Regions from separate parts of the Homo sapiens genome. Here regions 2 and 3 are each linked to region 1. A link is a loop called in an ENCODE intact Hi-C map of the cell type or tissue named here. Cell type or tissue: A673. All regions are shown on one strand.

The links. Hi-C counts contacts between places; a loop is a spot of excess contacts. Peaks named below come from ENCODE experiments on the same cell type or tissue, not always from the same donor. Only the 100,000 strongest peaks of a DNase experiment are listed, where the experiment ranks them.
Region 2: a loop joins it to region 1, with 3 times the contacts of the local background. A loop is called at or near these places in 4 of 110 quality-filtered maps.
Region 3: a loop joins it to region 1, with 2.3 times the contacts of the local background. A loop is called at or near these places in 2 of 110 quality-filtered maps.

The regions. Positions count from the first base shown.
Region 1 is chrX:47,092,061-47,094,560 of GRCh38, reverse strand. It overlaps RGN (regucalcin), which reads right to left. Exons shown (of 8, transcript NM_152869.4): 7 at 2,346-2,500; 8 at 1,248-1,664. The coding sequence ends at 1,614. Among named protein-coding and RNA genes, the nearest start is that of RGN, 15 kb to the right of the region's middle. In A673, a CTCF peak has its summit at 1,097 (motif pointing right); a DNase peak (open chromatin) is centred at 1,120; H3K27ac peaks cover 657 bases.
Region 2 is chrX:46,554,019-46,556,518 of GRCh38, reverse strand. No RefSeq gene overlaps it. Among named protein-coding and RNA genes, the nearest start is that of ZNF674-AS1, 9.8 kb to the right of the region's middle. In A673, a CTCF peak has its summit at 1,350 (motif pointing left); a DNase peak (open chromatin) is centred at 1,328.
Region 3 is chrX:46,641,360-46,643,859 of GRCh38, reverse strand. SLC9A7 (solute carrier family 9 member A7) reads left to right here. Exons shown (of 17, transcript NM_001257291.2): 12 at 471-624. Among named protein-coding and RNA genes, the nearest start is that of CHST7, 69 kb to the right of the region's middle. In A673, CTCF peaks have their summits at 1,328 and 1,536 (motif pointing right); a DNase peak (open chromatin) is centred at 1,569.

The DNA of each region.
Region 1 (2,500 bases):
CTTTGGGAGGCTGAGGTGTGTGGATCGCTTGAATACAGGAGTGCAAGGTTGCAGTGAGCTATGATCGTGCCACTTCACTCTAGCCTGGCCCATAGAGCAAGACCCTGTCTCAAATAATAATAATAATAACATTTACAATAGCTCCCAAAAGTGAAATACTTGGATATAAATCTAACAAAACATGTACAAGATCTGTATGCTGAAACCTACAAAACACTGATGACAAAAATTGAAGAAGGCCTAAATAACGGGAGAGACATGCCCTGTTCATGGATAAGACTCAGAATAGTAAAGAAGTCAATTATCTCCAAATCGTTTTACAGATTTAAAGCAATTTCAGGCCTGGCGCGGTGGCTCATTCCTGTAATCCCAGAGCTTTGGGAAGTCAAGGCGGGAGGATCACCAGGAGTTTGAGGCCAGCCTGGGCAGCATAACAAGACTTCGTCTCTGAAAAGCAAAAAATCCAAAAAACCAACCAACCAAACAAACGAAAAAATGACCATAGTGGCACGCACCTGCAGTCTCAGCCCAGCTACTCGGGAGACTGACGTGGGAGGGTTGCTTCAGCCTGGGAGGTAGAGGCAGCAATGAACCATGATCGTGCCCCTGCACTCCGACCTGGGTGACAGAGTAGATCCTGTCTAAAAAAAAAAAAGCAATTCCAATTAAAAAATTGTAGCTTGATTTCTTTTGTAGATATCGTCAAGCTGATTTGAAAATTTATATGGAAGGTCAAAGGAATTAAAATAGCCAAAACAATTTTGAAAAAGAGCAAAGTTACAGAAATCACACTACCTAATTTTAAGACTAATTTATAGTGACAGAAAGCAGATCAGTGGTTTCCTGGGAGCAGGGGACAGGCAGGCAGAGGGGCTGAAGAAAAGGATTATGACAGGACAAGAAAAGTTTTGGGGTAGTGGATAGATTCATTATCTTGTTTGTGGTGTTGGTTTCATGAATGTATATATGTGACAAATTTGTCAAATTATACACTTTAAATATGTACAGGCCAATTATAACTCAATAAAGCTATTTTTAAAATAAGTATTCTTTCCAAAGAGACATATTACTTTTACATCCAGTAGGTGGCAGCTGGAACCATGGATTTTGACAGCATGTTTGAGTCTAACCCTCCAGCCGTATTTTAGTTTGTAAAATAACATATAGGAGATGAAATATCTATGTAGGTTAGTTAGCATTGTGGTATATTTTATAAGATTGTGATGAAAATAAAAAGGAACATAATAGGTCATTACCAGGTTACTATTTATTGTTCCTTGAAGCTTTAATATAGTTAAGTATGAAATGCAGAATCAAGAAGAGATATGTACCCACCCACCCTGGCAATTTACAAAGAATCAAGAGGCTGATTGACAGTTGAACGATTCTTCGCCCTTCTATAGTACCTTTTACAGAAAGCCTTATAAGTGTGTTATCAAAACCACCTGTCACCCCTTGTTAAAAATGCTCTGCCTTTTAAAAGTTGTAAATTAAAACTTAACGCTGTTAATAAAATCATTGCCTCATTTTTCTTTCTAACTAGATTGAAATTTCAGGCCCAGAATTCTCTAGTTGTCTTCAGAGCTCCCTCTGGCAGGAAAGAAGACCTGTCCTCATCCCGCATAGGAGTAGGGAGCAATTCCTTTGACCCCCAGACCAGTTATCTGTTGAAAAAGAAAAGAGGGAATCTCAGGTGAAAGGTAATTCACAAGTATTCTTCAAAAGCATTTTTATGATTTGTAGTAATATACTTAGCCACCTATTATCTTTGTTTTATCTCCTATCATAAAAAGGAATTACCTGACTGGATATTTATGGTCCAACCCAATTATTCATATAGTTAATAATTCAACTAGCAATCATTTACGACTAACTTAGATTTAAAACTGGATTACTCCTATCATCTGCCGCCTGCTAAGAAAGGGGTTTCTACATTATGTATTTCTTTTCAGCTCAAAAGCTCTACGATTTTTATCAGTGTTTATTCTGCTGCCAAAAGATGTTTAAAATCTGAAAAATCCTTAAGACATCAAAACAATCAACTGATCTTCTAGGCATGTTGTAAATACTGGCTTTCCAAGTTCATTCTACTGATCTGAAGAATTTCAATAAACAGGAAGTAAAAAAATTAATGTACAAAGTAGGCTAAACAGATCATCTTGGACTTCAGATAACTTACTCTCTAGAAAATTGAAATAAAATGTTTTTCAGTCTAGTATGATGAGCTTAACATGCTAAATAGGATTATGCTTTGGAAGTATGCAAAAGTACCAATCACTCAGTTACTTACCCCTGTAAGTATTTGGGATCCCCCACCCCCAAAATAAAAGAAATAGCCATATCACCTTGAAAATTCCACCAGCTTCAGGTTGCCTCAAAAGACCCTCGGGGTCCATCCCATCCCGGGCGCAGGTCACATACATTTCAGAGTAATTCTTCCCTCCAAAGCAGCATGAAGTTGTTTTATCAACAGGCAACTTCACAGTTTGAAGTCTTTTCC
Region 2 (2,500 bases), 540 kb after region 1:
GAAAGTAGGGAAGCAAACTTTACTGTGTGAAGCTTAAAGGAAGGAAGAAATAATACTAAAGAAGGAATTTGAGAAACAGAAGAGTGAAGGCCCTGCATGGAAAAAAGGAGTGAAGAGAAATCAAAGGTGGACATTTTCTTAGAGACAGGGTCTCACTATGCTGTCCAGGCTGGTCTTGAACTCCTGGGCTCAAGCTACCCTCCCACCTCAGCCTCCCAAAGTGCCGGGATGACATGTGTAAGCCACCATGCCTGGCCTGAGATGGACATTAATTAAAGACAGATTTGCCCTCTTTAGCATTTTGTCCTTACTATTTTATTTTTGTAAATAGGTAGGCTGATGTGACCTGATGAGAAAATATCTAGTAAAAACACTGTGCAAACTAAGAATTGAAGACATTGAAAAATTCTTTTTTTTTTTTTTTTGAGACATAGTCTTGCTCTGTCGCCCAGACTGGAGTGCAGTGGTGCGATCTCGGCTCACTGCAACCTCCACCTCCCAGGTTCAAGCGGTTCTCCTGCCTCAGTCTCCCAAGTAGCTGGGATTACAGGCACCTGCCACCATGCCCGGCTAATTTTTGTATTTTTTTAGTAGAGATAGGGTTTCACCATGTTGGCCAGGCTGGCCTCGAACTCCTGACCTCAAGTAATCTGCCCACCTCAGCCTCCAAAGTGCTGGGATTACAGGTGTACAGTGCTGGCATGACATGCCTGGCCTGAAAAATTCTACTTTCTATATGTTATTTTTTAATTGTTCTTAGTCTTCTTTTCATAAATGTTACTTTTTAAAAAACATGCTCTACATGTTCAGAGAAACTTTCCTAGGAAGGAACTATAGAAACGATCCCTTGCTGGGCATGGGGGCCCACACCTGTAATCCCAGAATTTTGGGAGGCTGAGGAAGGATTGCTTGAGCCCAGGAGTTTGAGACCAGCCTGGGCAAGACAGTGAGACCCTGTCTCTACAGAAAAATTTTAAAAATAGCCCAGTGTGATGCTGTGTGCCTGTAGTCCCAGCTACTCAGGAGGCTGAGGTGGGAAGATTGCTTGAACCTGGGATGTCAAGGCTGCAGTGAGCCATGATGGCACTATTACACTCCAGCCTGGCTGACAGAGTGAGGCCCTGTCAAAAAAAAAAAAAAAAAGAAAGAAAGAAAAGAAAAGAAAAACAAATGACCCCTGAAAGCATAGTCTTTAAATGTTACTTCCTGATGAATGCCTTTTTGTAAATGAATTCAAGATGTAGATAAATGAGAAATGAAATAGAGACGATTATATTTCAGTTATATAGCTCACTCATCCATTTGGATAATTTTTCCATATTCTATAAAATGTCACCATCTGCTGGGGGAAGAAAAGATGTACAATTCAACTTTGTTGCGTAAGTGGTATTTCAAATCAACATGATTACTTAGAACTGTAGAACTTTTCTTTAGCAAGATGATTACACTAGCTCAGCTGGTGAAAAATTACCAGAACACATAGGCAAATACTATTCACCACTGTGCTTTGTTTGAGGATATTCTTTCTCCAATGGGCAATTCAGATCAATTATCCTTTAAAATGTTTTAACAAGTAGCACTTTTTGTTTGTTTGTTTTTTGAGTCTCGCTCTGTCGCCCAGGCTGGAGTGCAATGGTGCGATCTCGGCTCACTGCAACCTCCGCCTCAGCCTCCTGAGTAGCTGGGATTACAGGCACACACCATCATGCCCAGCTAATTTTTGTATTTTTGTAGAGATGGGGTTTCATCATGTTGGCCAGGCTGATCTTGAACTCCTGACCTCAAGTGATCCTCCTGCCTTGGCCTCCCAAAGTGCTGGGATTACAGGCATGAGCCACCTCGCCCAGACTCCTTTTCCATTTTCTATTCATATGTTCACTTTTACATACGTACACTTTTACATAAACACTTTTACATATTTTACAAATAGCAGTTTGTGGGGATATTTTTTTATTAGAGACATTGTAATCATCCAGTGGGTCCTTCTGTTAGAATAGGTAGCTAGGCAGACATGAACAGGGCAGGAGAAGGCCCCCAAATCCCCAGGCAACCATCAGGTGATGGTCAGGTGGTTGTTAAACTGTCTTGCTAAAATAATAATTGGTCGCAGCTGGCACCAGAGAAAGGCAATCTCTCAATGGATAGAAACACCTGAAGCTGGTAATGAGCAACTTCCAAATAAGATATCAGGAGTTAGGCAAACGGGCTCAAGTATGTGCACTAAGAGGCAAAATGGCGGAGTTTAACTGGTGTATGACATTCCTCTAGGAACGCTTGACTGGTAAGGGAAAAATGCCTCAAATGAGCATGTGCCTAACTTCAGTAAACACACTGTGCGTGCAGCCTCATCCAAGTGCTGGCAGGCCATGGTGCATGCAGACAGCCCACTCCAAGGAAAAACAGAGGAGAAATGGAAATCTCAGAACCATGCCAGCGTATAAAACAAGTCAAGGGCTGAACAGCACACTTGGATCTCTCAAGTTGCCCACTTGACCCTCTT
Region 3 (2,500 bases), 450 kb after region 1:
GATTGGGTTATGTTTTCACTTCTCTGTGTGGTTTCCCCTTTTGCTAAGGAAATGCTGAACTGTTTTCCACAAATTTGACATACTCGTACCTAGCCTGTTTTTTAAATTTATATTGACTGTGTAGTGCTTGGGTTGTGTTGGGATCACAGTTTTAGCTTATATTATTTTTTACTTATTTATATTTTACTTCATGTTACTAGCAGAATCATGTAAGTAATAGGAGTGTTATTATTCTGAAAAAGTGCTGTACAAAGCAGTACAATGCTTTTTCATTGTGTTGGGGAGTTTTGCAAAAGACAGCATCAAATAAAAGAAAATCATGCCTTTAAGGTTCTTCTTTCTGAGTAAAACAACTTGGCCCCTGAAGCATGAATGAATAGAGTTTATTAGCCCCAAATGGCAGCAGTGCATTTTGAGACAACATTGTCATTTAATCCTTATAAGTAGATCTTCTTCTTTGGTCCCCGCAGGCCTCAGGGGAGCAATGGCATTTGCGTTGGCCATCCGTGACACGGCATCCTATGCTCGCCAGATGATGTTCACGACCACCCTTCTCATTGTGTTCTTCACTGTCTGGATCATTGGAGGAGGCACGACACCCATGTTGTCATGGCTTAACATCAGGTTGGTTTGGAACCAAGGCTAATTGAGTATGTCAGTTGTCACCGTTCCTGAGAATGTTCAACAACCTGTGCAGGATGTGCTACTTTAGTTCATGGAAACCTTTTACAGTCTTTGGTTTTGTTTGTGAGGGGGGATTAACAATTTTTTTTAAAACAATAAGTAAAAGTTTGGAGTATGGGGTTTTCCAGGAGAAAAAATGTAGTCATTAAAAATTTTTGTCAGTGCAAACATACAAAGAATGAGAAGTGCCTGGATCTTGCTAGAACAGTGACATTAGAGCAAAAATTTAAAAAGTCTTAAAGCTGCGGGAGAGAAAATAGACCAAGAGCCCCTGGCAGAGTCCAGTATTTCATGTTCCTTTGAAATGAAATCCAGACTCTGAAGAATAAGCTCACCAGCCAGAAATAGAGGCAATTAGAGTTTTATTTTAGCATGAAGCTGTATGCTGTCTCTTCTTGCTTGAGTGTACAAAAGAGGTGACATTTCCTGGGTAACCCTCACCTGTTGCAGTTTCATGGATGTCCTCTGCCTGTGGCTTTGTAGCTGTGTCAGGACAGAAGGAGCACTGATACGAGTTTGACTTTTTCAAGAGCGCTTGAATTCCAAATTGTGTTTGTGAGCTCCAGCATCTTATGGTAAAGAGGTCACTGGAAATAAGGTTCAAGAGACCCACAGCCCAACTCTGGCTTGGGTTAAAGACAAGCCCCTCATGTCTTTGGGCCTCAGGTTTCCTCAGTGTTAAGTGAAGACACTCTGCCAGGTGATTTCAAGGGCACTTCAGCTGTAGGTGTCGTGCTGCACATCACTGGATGTGCTCTGGCCACTTGCCACAGTTTCAGGTCTGCAGAGGGTGACCGTGTTCTGGAACAAGAAGACACTTGGGTAGTGCAAAGGTGTGAATAAAAATTCTCTGAAAAGCCACAAGGTGGCAATGGTTTTTCTTTCTCTGCTGGCTTTTTTAGTTTGTATTCTCTAGACTGTAGAATGCCCGACACAGCTGCAGAGCGTACATAGCTTGGAGGAGAGAAAATGAACAGAGATCTCCCAGTCATCCTTGGGGTTGGGGGGAAGAAACTAAAATTTGAGAGAATCATCTCCTGTGTCTGGGGTTTTTGTATAGATGTTAGGCAGAGATTCCTGGGCTGCCACTTCTGCTGCCAGCCACTGCCACTTCCACTTCCACTGCCAGCTTCACCATTTCTGGGCTAGTGTATCTCTGCCTGAGATCCAGGTGGGTCTGCAGAACCAATATGGGGTTTATCAGTGTTAGTCATAATAATAAGTAACACTTACGTTGCAGGCATTGTTCCAGATACCATACATATATTAAGATAATTCTCATAACATTCTTATAAGGGAGATAGGACTATTATCTCAATTTTAGAGTTGGGGAAACTGAGGCACAAAGCAGTAATTTGCCCAAGGTCACAGAGCTTTAAGTGGACAAGCTAGGATTTGAACCTAGGCACTCATACCACAGAGTCCACACTCTTAACCACTGTGCTATACTGCCTGTAAGAAGAGTTATAAAATTTGGGAAGGTTAGAATTTCAGTTTCCTGGCATGAATCTCAAGGGTTGGATTAAGGAAAAGAATCCATCTTTGAGAATATAAACCTGAAGAAAATTTACAGTCTCTTACTTTTAAACTTAAGACATAAGATGGTACCATCTTTGTTCTATGTAGCAGAATTAGGGCAAGAAAAAAGGTTTACCCTCTACACAGTTGAGAATCTTTGCATTTGGTGACCTCTGAGATTACTTCCTGCTCCTGTTTGTCTGGTCACCTAGTAGATGCTCTGGATGCTCAGAGCCTCATTAAATCATGTTTGTTTTTCATGCTAGTTTATAAATCCTTTTCTCCCCCACCCCTCAAA